2 separate regions of the Homo sapiens genome follow, and region 1 is linked to region 2. Evidence: chromatin contacts called from ENCODE Hi-C or POLR2A ChIA-PET data. All regions are on one chromosome and are shown on one strand. Each heading gives the region's core, a stretch centred on a gene start or an enhancer-like site at or near the end of the contact. The rest is flanking DNA. Distances are from core to core; before and after follow the strand shown.

Region 1 (5,283 bases), core at 337-2,836, 530 kb before region 2:
GATAGGCTGGCCTGCGCTCACCCTTCCCAGGGAAGGCCTTGAAGCCCTTGGGTGCTGCCTTGTGTGCTGGTGGGGGTGGGGGCTGGGGTGGGGTCTGCACATAGGAGAAGGCAGCGGCACTGCAGTCGTTGGTTGCGGCCCACACTGGGGACTGCAGCATCTGCATGGTGTCGTTCCACTGGCTGCCAGGGCTGGTGACTGCATAGAGTGGTGCGCTGGGGCTGGGCAGCGTGCTGGGAAGCGGGGAAGGGTGCTGCCAGGGTGCTTTGGGTGGCCACGTTTTGGTTTTGTTATCCTGAGAAACAAAAGAGAGTTCTTAGTGGCATTTCGGGCAATGTATCATCATTTCCCACCTCCCCAGATGCCTGGCCCTTATTCCCTCCTAGGAAGCCGGGTGAGAGCCCCACTCACTCCCACACCCCTGTCCAACAGAACTTCTTGCAATGATAGCCATGTTCTGTGCCTATACGGTCTAGTATGGTAGCCACTCGCCACATGTGACTAGTGCAAACTGAGGAAAGGAACTTTTTTTTTTTTTTTTTGAGATGCAGTCTGTCTCTCGCCCAGGCTGGAGTGCAGTGGTACGATCTCGGCTCACTGCAACCTCTGCCTCCGGGGTTCAAGCGATTCTCCTGTCTCAGCCTTCTGAGTAGCTCGGATTACAAGCGCATGCCACCATGCCTGGCTAATTTTTGTATTTTTAGTAGAGATGGGATTTCACCGTGTTAGCCAGGATAGTCTCGATCTCCTGACCTCGTTCGTGATCCACCCGCCTTGGCCTCCCAAAGTGCTGGGATTACAGGCGTCGCCACTGCGCCCGGCTGATTGTTTTTAAAAAGTATTTTAGAGGCAGTCTCGCTCTGTCACCCAGGCTGGAGTGCAATGGTGCAATCATAGCTTACTGTAATCTCAAATTCCTGGGTTCAAGCCATCCTCCTGCCTCAGCCTCCTGGGCAGCTAGGACTACAGGCATGTGCCACCATGCCTAGCTGATCTTTTAATTTTTTTGCAGAGACAGTGTCTATATTACCTGGGCTGGTCAAGAACTCCTGGCCTCAAGCCATCCTTCTGCCTTGGCCTCCCAAAGCACTGGGATTACAGGCATCAGCCACCACACCCGGCCTGAATTTTTATTTGTATTTAAATTTACATAGCCACATGTGGTGAATGGCTATCACACTGGACAGCACAGCCGTAGAGCTTCCTGTGGCTCTGAGTCAGCTGAGGTGGCTAATCATTTACACAAAATTAATCACCACAAAGAAGATCCCTCATTACTTTGAGGCCCTCTGAAAACTGCAGCTGTGGAAGCTAGCCCAAGTCTGTGCCCACAGAGCCTGCCTGAATACCTGGTTCACATCCTCCACCGTGGTGAGGAGAGGTGGTGAGGGCAGCGTGCTGGTGTCTTGCTCTCCACTGCTGTGTTTCCTGCAAGAACCAAGAGCTCAGGGCAGTGATTGCTTGGCTTCCTGCCCAGCCCACCTGTAGGGTACACACTAGTGCTAGGCTCCAGCATCTCCAGGCCCTGGTTCTAGGAGGGGAGGAGGCCTGCCTGGGTCAATGGCATAAAGGCGGCTAAGGGGAGCCAGCAGTGAATGACGGCGCTCCTGCACTGCCAGTGCAGGTGGAGGAGCTGGGGGTGGAGGTGGCAGGCAAAGACAGGCACTGGTTTACTCAGCTGCTGAGTCCACCTTCTTTGGCTTTATTATTATTATTATTATTATTTTATTTTTTTTTTTTTTTTTGAGACTGAGTCTCACTGTTTCCCAGGCTGGAGTGCAGTGGCATGATCTCAGCTCATTGCAAACTCTGCATCCCAGGTTCAAGCAATTCTTGTGCCTCAGCGTCCCGAGTAGCTGGGATTACAGGTGCGTGCCACCATGCCCAGCTAATTTTTGTATTTTTAGTAGAGATGGGGTTTCACCATGTTGGCCAGGCTGATCTCGAACTCCTGACCTCAGGTGATCTGCCCGCCTAAGCCTCCCAAAGTACTGGGATTGCAGGTGTGAGCCACCGAGTCCGGCCGGCTTTTTGTTAATTTATTTAAGAGATACTGTTTCCGGCCGGGTGCGGTGGCTCACGCCTTTAATCCCAACACTTTGGGAGGCCGAGGTAGGTGGATCACGAGGTCAGGAGATCAAGACCATCCTGGCTAACATGGTGAAACCCTGTCTCTACTAAAAATACAAAAAATTAGCCGGGCATGGTGGTGGGCGCCTGTAGTCCCAGCTACTTGGGAGGCTGAGGCAGGAGAATGGCGTGAACCCGGAAGGCGGAGCTTGCAGTGAGCTAAGACCGCGCCACTGCACTCCAGCCTGGGCAACAGAGCGAGACTCCGTCTCAAAAAAACAAAAAAAGAGAGAGATACTGTTTCCAAGCACTAAGGATATGTGACTTAAAGCCCATTCGTTTTACTAATCACATGAAAGTCTGTTACAAGGTTGAATGAAAAAGGCAGGATGTGGCCAGATCAGAGCCAGCACTCCTGCATGCAGACAACAGTCTCTGCAGAGATGGTGCCAGATGTGACTTCTTAGAAGTCGAATCAGTCATATGTCTGAAAGAAAAGTCTCAAACTCCACCCCCGGTTCAAACTTGCTCCTCCTGCAGGCTTAGCACCTCAGTTCATGGCGCCCTTCACAGAAACTCAGGCAGAAAACTTGCGTGTCATCCTTGACTCTTCCTACCTCACCCACACCCCACTGCCGATTCCCCACCAGTTGCTGCCGCACTTTGTTCAGCTCTCTGCTCATCAGAAGCCTCATTGACTAAGTGCTGGAAATAGAACATCCACCTGTTCTCTGCATTTACTACCCTCATACCCTGCTTTATTTTCCTTCAGAGCACCTAGCCTAACCTGACATGATTTTTTGTTTGATTTTTGAGACAGGGTCTAACTCTGTTGCCCAGGCTAGAGTGCAGTGGCACAAACACAGCTCACTGTAGCCTCAACTTCCCAGGCTCAAGTGATCCTCCCACCTCAGCCTCCCGAGTAGCTGGGACTACAAGTGTGGACAGAAAGCATCTGAATGTGTGCTCGTGATTGGTCAATGCCACCCCCCACCCCACTACTATTCTGTGCAAGTACCATTCTGTCTTCACCTACCCGCTCCCCACTGCCTATCTGACAGAGCCTGGCCTGTCCAGCAGGGACCAAGTAACCCGGCCTCCCACTCTGCTCTACAGCATGGCTTCGAGTGCCTGGGAGCCCTGCGTGCCCTCTACTCCTGCCCATGGTCCTTAGTCTGCCACCCTGACCTTGCTTTCTCATATCCACAGCAGTTTCTCTACTTATTTCTAACCAAGCTCTCCTCTCAGTTCAGAGCCCATTTTAATTTTTGTGACTACTTTTGAAAGCTAATTACTACTTTTCCCAACTTTGAAACGCCATTCAGAGGTCATTTTATCCATCTTTAATAAAGAGATGGAGGGTAATTGAGGGCCAGCCCCTTGTCTAGGGTTGCAGAGCCTGTTGGTGAGTCCAGATTAGAACTCGCAACCAAAGGCCTGCTCTTCCCACAGAAATGGGTGCCTCCTGCAAGGCACAGACCAGCACCGGCCACCCCGTCTCCCAAATTGATCTGCACAAGATGAGGCCGGCTCTTCCTTGTGGAAACCGCCTCCTGCAGGTGCTCTTCAGAGGCTTCAGCCAGGCATTGCTGGAAGAGCCCCTCCTCTCACACAGGGAGACTGGAGGTGACTGGGCTCCTGGCTTTCCCAGGGAGTGAGCCATGGGTTGCATTCACATGCCCTTCTCTCCCCACCTTGGTTTAGAAATCCCTTCATACCTTCTCTGCTTGACAGCAGCAACGAGGTCAGGCCCTGAAAACATGGAGAACAAGCTGTCCCCGTTGGCTGAGGATGTCTCATCACTCGAGCTGGCAGAGTCTCCCTGAGCACCCGACCAGCCACCGTGCAGGCCATCCCTGAAAGCCAGAGAGAGAAGCTGGGCCAGGGCCTCCTGCAGCCCCACCACCCGCCACCCCACCCTGAAAGGGCAGTCCTTACCCTGCATTCATCCCATAACCAAATAGTGGTCTCTTGTCTCTCCCTTCTTAAAACGTGAGGTTTTCCTCCTTTGCCTTATTTCAAAAGTAATACATATTCATCAATTCCCTTTATTCCTCTAAGAAGCCTATGGTTTGTATATGAAATTTGTTTTAGAAAAAGCAAGGGAGGGAGAGCATGGGGAAGAATAGCTAATGGATGCTGGGCTTAATACCTAGGTGACGGGATGATCTGTGCAGCAAACCACCATGGCACACATTAACCTTTGCAACAAACCTGCACATCCTGCACATGTACCCCTGAACTTAAAAGTTGAAAGAAAAAAAATTTTTAAGTAAAAAAAAAAATTTAAAAATAAGAAAAAACAAAAAGTTGAGCTGGTCTTTAGTCATCCAGATTTATTAACCATGTAGCAATATGGGATATAAAAAAATCCCCAGTTGTCTTTACAATAAAAATTTGCAATTCTCTCAATATACTAGAATCTCAATTGTACACTTTTGCTTTTCATAGGCTATAATGACAGCGTTCCATAAATCACGTGGGCTTCGCAGCCACACTCAGTTCAGTATAAAGGCCGTGTGAAACATGCCTTCACCTCACAAGCACCATCATGTAAGAGCCTTGTCTAGGGCTGAAGAGTCTGTTTTGAAAATCATGAATGTATACCAATGGCACGTTCACAGGGATACATCACACTACTTGGCATCTAACAGTCAGCCACATGACTCTGACCCCTAAAGATTTCATCCCATGTCACTCTCTCACATGGGGGCTTGGAATTGAACTGCCTGAAAAGAATGCACACAGGCAAGGAGCCTCTCTTCTCACAGGCCCCTCGGGGGACACCTGGGTCTCAAGCTCAGATTCCCTGAAGTACCCAGCACTCACCCTTCTGTGAAGAACTCGGGGAAGGGCCAGGTCCGATGCGCGTCATCCATAGGCGGCCAGTTGCCCCGGGGGTTGCCTGGCCGGCGACCGTGCTGGGCCTGCCGCTTCTGCTGCATCGCCTGGCTCACTCCTGCCACATAGCGTGCAAACTCTGGGTCTGAGCCCACTGCATTGGGACAAAGGAATAAACCGGGTTTGGGGACAAACTGGCCTCTTGGTCCTTCCCTACGCTTTGCTAACGTGCTGGTCACACATGCAATGAAAGGCAGTGAGGAGCTGCCAGGCTTGTGCCCCACAGCGTGGGCTGTAGGCTGTGCCCAGCACCCTGCTGTGGGGAGATGGGACTTGCCGCACCTAGGGCTGAGGCATGGTGTGTGCCAGGGC
Region 2 (5,405 bases), core at 183-2,682:
GTCCAACATGGTGAAACCCCATCTGTACTAAAAACACAAAAATTCATGCTCACTTCAGCAGCACATATACTAAAAACACAAAAATTAACTAGGCGTGGTTGTGGGCGCCTGTAATCCCAGCTACTCGGGAGGCTGAGGCAGGAGAATCACTTGAACCTGGGAGGTGGAGGTTGCAGTGAGCCAAGATCACACCAATGCACTCCAGCCTGGGTGGCAGAGCAAGACTCCATCTCAAAAATAAATAAATAAATAAATAAATAAATAAATAAATAAATAAATAAAATAATTAGTCTTCTATTTCTTCAAAGCAAGAGCCTCGCCAGGCTGCAAGGCTGGTGCTCTCCACACATGTAGTGTGTATGGTAGTCAGCTGCCTTCTGTGCAGGGCTGCTCACTCACCCGGCAGCTGGGCACTCCTTGGCACAGGAGCCCCCCACGTGGCTAGCCAGGCTGGGGCTGGAAGGTGGGAGTGGAGAGGAGGCAAACTAGAGGCTGTGTGGGAAGGTGCTTTGATGAATTCCCTCCCTGGGCTGGGCTTCTACACGGGTTCCTCCACCTGGGCATGGGAACTGGGGGAGGCTAAAGGGAGGGAGAAGGAGGAGTGCCAGTGGTGGTGCCGGAAGCCTCTCCCTGATGCAAGAGAAGCCTTGAGGCCAGTTCAGCAACTCAGAGCGGTGCTGGCCAGGGCGAGAGCATCGAAACCTCCCTCCCTCCCTCCTGATGCGCGTTCAGGATCTGCAGTCCGGAGGCTGCACACCACAACCTATGCAGGGCAGTGTGGGTTTCCCCAGACGTCTGGGGAGGTGGGAGAGCCTGGGCCTTGAGAGGGCAGGGAACTGAGGAAGCAAAAAAGCAGCTGCAGCCTTCTGCAGCCCGCTCTCCAGGTGGCACCCAAGCCCACCTCTGTGCTCCTGGGAGCTTGGTGCCCCTAAAACCCTCAAGGTTGCAACTCAGAGAGGATTGGGAAGCAAAGCCAGCAGGAGAACAAAGGATGCTTTGCCGGAAAGGGAGGCACCTTCCACGAAGGCCTCCGGGGCCTGGGGAAGTGACTCACTGGGCCCGGGGATGGACCCACCCATGGGGGCTCCGCGGGCCCACAATAGACCCATAGGATAGGAAAGGCACTGTCAGCCTCCGGCCTCTGGCGGGCGCCTCCCAGCCCACCCCCGCGAGATCTGGTCTGCGTCCAGCCCGGGGCCCCTGGGGATAGGCCCTGTTCTCGTTAGGCTCTGCCAGTCGGGACCGCCACCGCCGCTGCTGCCACCTGGGGCTGTGGGCGCGGCCCCTTCCGCCAGCCCTCCCTCCCCTTGGCCCTGCGGGGACCCGGGCTCCCCAGTTCTCGGCAGAGCCACACTACTCCTCTGCCAGAGCGAGGCCATCGATGTCACCCGAAGGTGGCGTCAGGCTCTGTCCCGAGGCTCCCCGGAGGCCTGTGATGGGGACTTGGAGAGAGCCCTCGTTGCGAGCCCCGGCTTCCCGGGCAGTTGCACAACCTCCCCCAATTATGCTCCGTGCAGTGTGTGGCAACCGGGCGAGAATTCCAGGGCCTTGTACCTACTCGTACCAATCTGCCTTCCCGCTGTTTGGCTGCAGGGCCAGGCGTGGCTCTGTGGGCCCGGGGAAATGGGGGTGTGTCCGCGTCCAGGAGGGCGTGGCCCGCGTCAGCCCCGGGAGCAGCAGCCCGGCCCTGCTGGTGCAATCGGCTCGCCCCAAACCGCAGCTTCCTCGGGGGCCCTGAACCGGGTCCAGGACACAGAAAAGGGAGCTCTGGTGACATCCTAGACACGGGCTTTGAGCAGCAGGCCTGGCCCAGCTACGGCTGGTGACGCCGTCCAGCCAGGGATGCGCGGCCTGGGTTCTCCCGCGGGCAGGACGGGAGGCCTCCCGGGCCCCAGCGTGGCTTGGGCGTCCCTGCCCCTCCCAGGCTCTGCTTTTTAAGACTTTGGCCTGGTTTGTGATTTCTGTGTTAAGAAGGATCCTAGGAGGAGGCCCTGAAGACCTAGCTCTTATTCCACGGCCATGGCTCCGGGTCCAGGAACAGCATTGTCCTGTGGGGCCTGGGCGCTGTCGGGACTGGCTGTTCTGTGTAATGGAAATAAAGACAAAACCCCAAATGCAGCTGACCCCTAACCCCTCTCCTTTGTGTGTCCCCGGGAGTGTGCCTGCCTCTTTCTCTGGGTCTCTCATTAGAATTTCACAGAAGCTTCCTTTGCTATGGAGACGCTAGTCTTGAGGCCTGAGAGGTGGTTCTCTCTACATGCAAATCAATGCATTTGGGGTAATCCATGTTCAGTGTCATGACGAAGTGGAAAACTGCAATGTGGTCTCTCTTCCTGTTAAATTTACAGAGCTTCAAGTACACAATTGAAAGTAAACAATTCCTGGCTGGGCGCAATGGCTCACACCTGTAATCCCAGCATTTTGGGAGGCCAAGGTGGGAGGATCACTTGAGGCCAGGAGTTCAAGACCAGCCTGGCCAACAAAGCAAAACCCCGCCTCTACTAAAAATACAGTAATTAGCTGGGCGTGGTGGTGCACACCTGTAATCCCAGCTACTCGGGAGACTGAGGCACAAGAATCGCTTGAACCCAGGAGGCAGAGGTTGCAGTAAGCCAAGACTGCACCACTGCACTCCAGCCTGGGCAACGGAGTGAGACCCTGTCTCACAAAAAAAAAAAAAAAGGAGAAGAAAAAAAGTGAACAATTCCTGTGCATAAACAAATGTCTGCTCCAAGCCTCATGAGCTATCTTGCCCTCCCAAGCACCTGCAGTGCTTGGCATATGCTGGCCACCAATAAGTGGTGCTCTTGGGTGGTTGTGAAGATAAGGATCTTTGCAGGGAAGCAGGGACCCTTTAAAAATCAACATCCAAAGCCTCAACAGATACATCAGCGCCCCTTTCCAAATCATGACTTTTCCTCAAAAAGCAAAAACTCTACTCAACATATCCTTCCACTGGGGGTGGAGATAAAAACACAGAAAGTTCTCTTTCCCTGAGGGTAAACAGCTACCAACAGTCAGTCATGCCTGGATGCACAACCTCAGGGGTGGGCCCCTCCTGGATGCACAACCTCAGGGGTGGGCCCCTCCCCAGGAACGAGCCCCCAACTCTGCCTGCAGTTCCTAGGTCTGCAGAGGTCACCATGGGCCTGGCAGGGCTCTGCTTGTCTAGCTTTGGGGCTTGCAGGAAGAGAGCTCCTGAACCAGATCCAGGGATTAGCCTGGGATGTGGCGGGGTAGGCTTCTCTGGGGCTGGGGTTTCCCTTCCAATGAAAGCTCACAGAGAAATGTCCCTGGGCTTACAGAGGCCATGGCTGCGAGAACTCGCTGGTTGTGAGATCCAGAAAGAGCAGAGACGCGCTCTTCTTTTCTGACTTTCAACCTTCCCTGGGGTTGTGTTCCATTTGGGTCACCTTAGAAAACTCTGGTGCTTCTAAGAGAACATCAGCGCTAGTCTTGGTGCTGGCAGGAAGCTGCCCTTAGCTGTCACCAACACTTTTTTCTTTCTGTTAGTCCACAAAGCATTACCTTACCTCACCGGTCCTCCAGAGAACATCGGGGCTGCCTAGAATGTGGTGACAGGAGTGAACTCTTAATGGAAAGGGGTTCTGGAGGGAATGTTTCTGTGCCTCTCTGCCCTAGTTGGTGAATTTAGCAGTTTAACCTAAATACAGTTGTTCCTGGATAGACCTTCCTCCAAGCAGGTGCTCTAGACCATCTTTTGTCTCGGGCTTTATGTTGGACGTTAGAGCTTTATCTTTGTGATGCCTTTGTAGGTTTCTCTGGATACTGACAAGAAACTTCATTTGATCTAATGAGAAACTTCTCACTAATAAAGGCAGGAGCTGCTTTTGACACATATGCATTAATATCATCTTTCTATTCTTACCATTTTTTTTTCCTGTTTTTGAGAAGGAGTCTCACTCTGTCACCCAGGCTGGAGTGCAGTGGTGAGACTTCGGCTCACTGCAACCTCTGCCTCCCAGGTTCAAGCGATTCTCCTGCCTCAGGCTCCCGAGTAGCTGGAACTACAGGCACGCACCGCCATGCCTGGCTAATTTTTGTATTTTTAGTAGAGACAGGGTTTCACCATGTTGGCCAGGCTGGTCTCGAACTCCTGACCTAAAATGATCCACCCACCTTGGCCTCCCAAAGTGCTGGGATTACAGGTGTGTGCCACTGCACCTGACCCTTTTCTTACCATTCATTCTAAGCAAATCCATTTGTAGAAAATTTTAAAATTTGTGGCAGTTAACGATGTGGGCTTTTACCCTATACAGTGACCCAGACTCTTCAGTGCAGGTAACTCCACATCAAATCTTCCATCAGAGATAAGACAGCTGCCAGCCCCTGATCTCCAGGTGAGGGCAAGCCCTCTCTCTACAAGGAAACTCCTCCTTTGGGCGGGGTTGGGGTGAGCAAAGAGAGCCACCCACATTCTCATCACACATGTGACAAGACCAATATTACTTGGCTGACTTGAGCCTTGTGGCTAAACACATTGCCTACCCCCCTTGAGATGGCCATCAACCTGTGACATCCTACTTCCTACAACAGCTACATCAGCCCAGATGTCAGACTCCATCCAGGCCAGCGGCTGCCTTCTCTGGCCATCAGTTGTCCCTCTAGCTCTGTCTAGACCTCCCTATTGTTTTGAACTGAGGCAGATTTCCTGCCTCCAACTGAATATCCCCTGGCAGTTTCCCATTTTTGTATTTTCCACCTTGTCATCTACTTAGGAGAAATTGAGTATCTTCCAGGGCCAATGCAGCCATTTTCCTGTCTCTGGAGAATCAGGAGGGAAGGCAGGGCTTGATGGGATGGGGCCATCTTGGCAGACAGCATTGCCTCGAGAACATGGGTTGGCCTCTAGGGAGGGGAAGTGGGCAGGCTCTGCTAGGCTTAGTCAAGTTAAATATTATCTTGGTCAGTGGCTCAATGGATATAGTTTCCCCATTTCTCACATCTGTGCTTCCCTTTTTTTTTAATTAATTATTTTTTTATTTTAAGATGGAGCCTCGCTCTGTCGCCAGGCTAGAGTGCAGTGGTGCGATCTCGGCTCACTGCGACTTCTGCCTCCCGGGTTCAAGCGATTCTCGTGCCCCAGCCTCCCGAGTAGCTGGGACTACAGGCACATGCCAGCACACCCAGCTAATCCTTTTTTTTTTGTATTTTTAGTAGAGACGGGGTTTTGCCATGTTGGCCAGGCTGGTCTTGAACTCATGACCTCAGGGGATCCACCCACCTTGGCCCCAAAGTGCTGGCATTACAGGTGTGAGCCACCACACCCAGCCATGCTTTCTCTTTTTAATTTTATTTATTTTGAGACGGGGCTTGCTCTGTTGTCTAGGCTGGAGTGCAGTGGTGTGAACATGGCTCACTGCAGCCTCAACCTCCTGAACTCA

What was found. A loop is a pair of places that touch in the nucleus more often than their neighbours do. ChIA-PET counts read pairs that join two places held with the same protein, here RNA polymerase II (POLR2A). Pooled maps may share reads with other maps.
Region 1: a loop to region 2 is called in a map with no recorded cell type, with 10 times the contacts of the local background. The contact joins two enhancer-like sites. A Hi-C loop is called at or near these places in 1 of 37 single-sample maps with no recorded cell type and 2 of 50 pooled maps. POLR2A ChIA-PET finds 5 or more read pairs at or near these places in 1 of 52 experiments (activated naive CD4-positive, alpha-beta T cell).

What each region holds. Positions count from the first base shown.
Region 1 is chr19:34,347,659-34,352,941 of GRCh38, reverse strand. It overlaps GARRE1 (granule associated Rac and RHOG effector 1), which reads right to left. Exons shown (of 14, transcript NM_014686.5): 11 at 4,900-5,065; 12 at 3,789-3,926; 13 at 1,350-1,428; 14 at 1-295. Among named protein-coding and RNA genes, the nearest start is that of GPI, 15 kb to the left of the region's middle. Within about 2 kb of position 1,586, at least 4 of the 41 ENCODE cell types and tissues checked have a DNase peak (open chromatin) inside an H3K27ac peak, as active enhancers do.
Region 2 is chr19:33,816,343-33,821,747 of GRCh38, reverse strand. No RefSeq gene overlaps it. Among named protein-coding and RNA genes, the nearest start is that of KCTD15, 22 kb to the right of the region's middle. RefSeq lists enhancers at 420-1,414, 1,293-1,492. Within about 2 kb of position 1,432, at least 30 of the 41 ENCODE cell types and tissues checked have a DNase peak (open chromatin) inside an H3K27ac peak, as active enhancers do.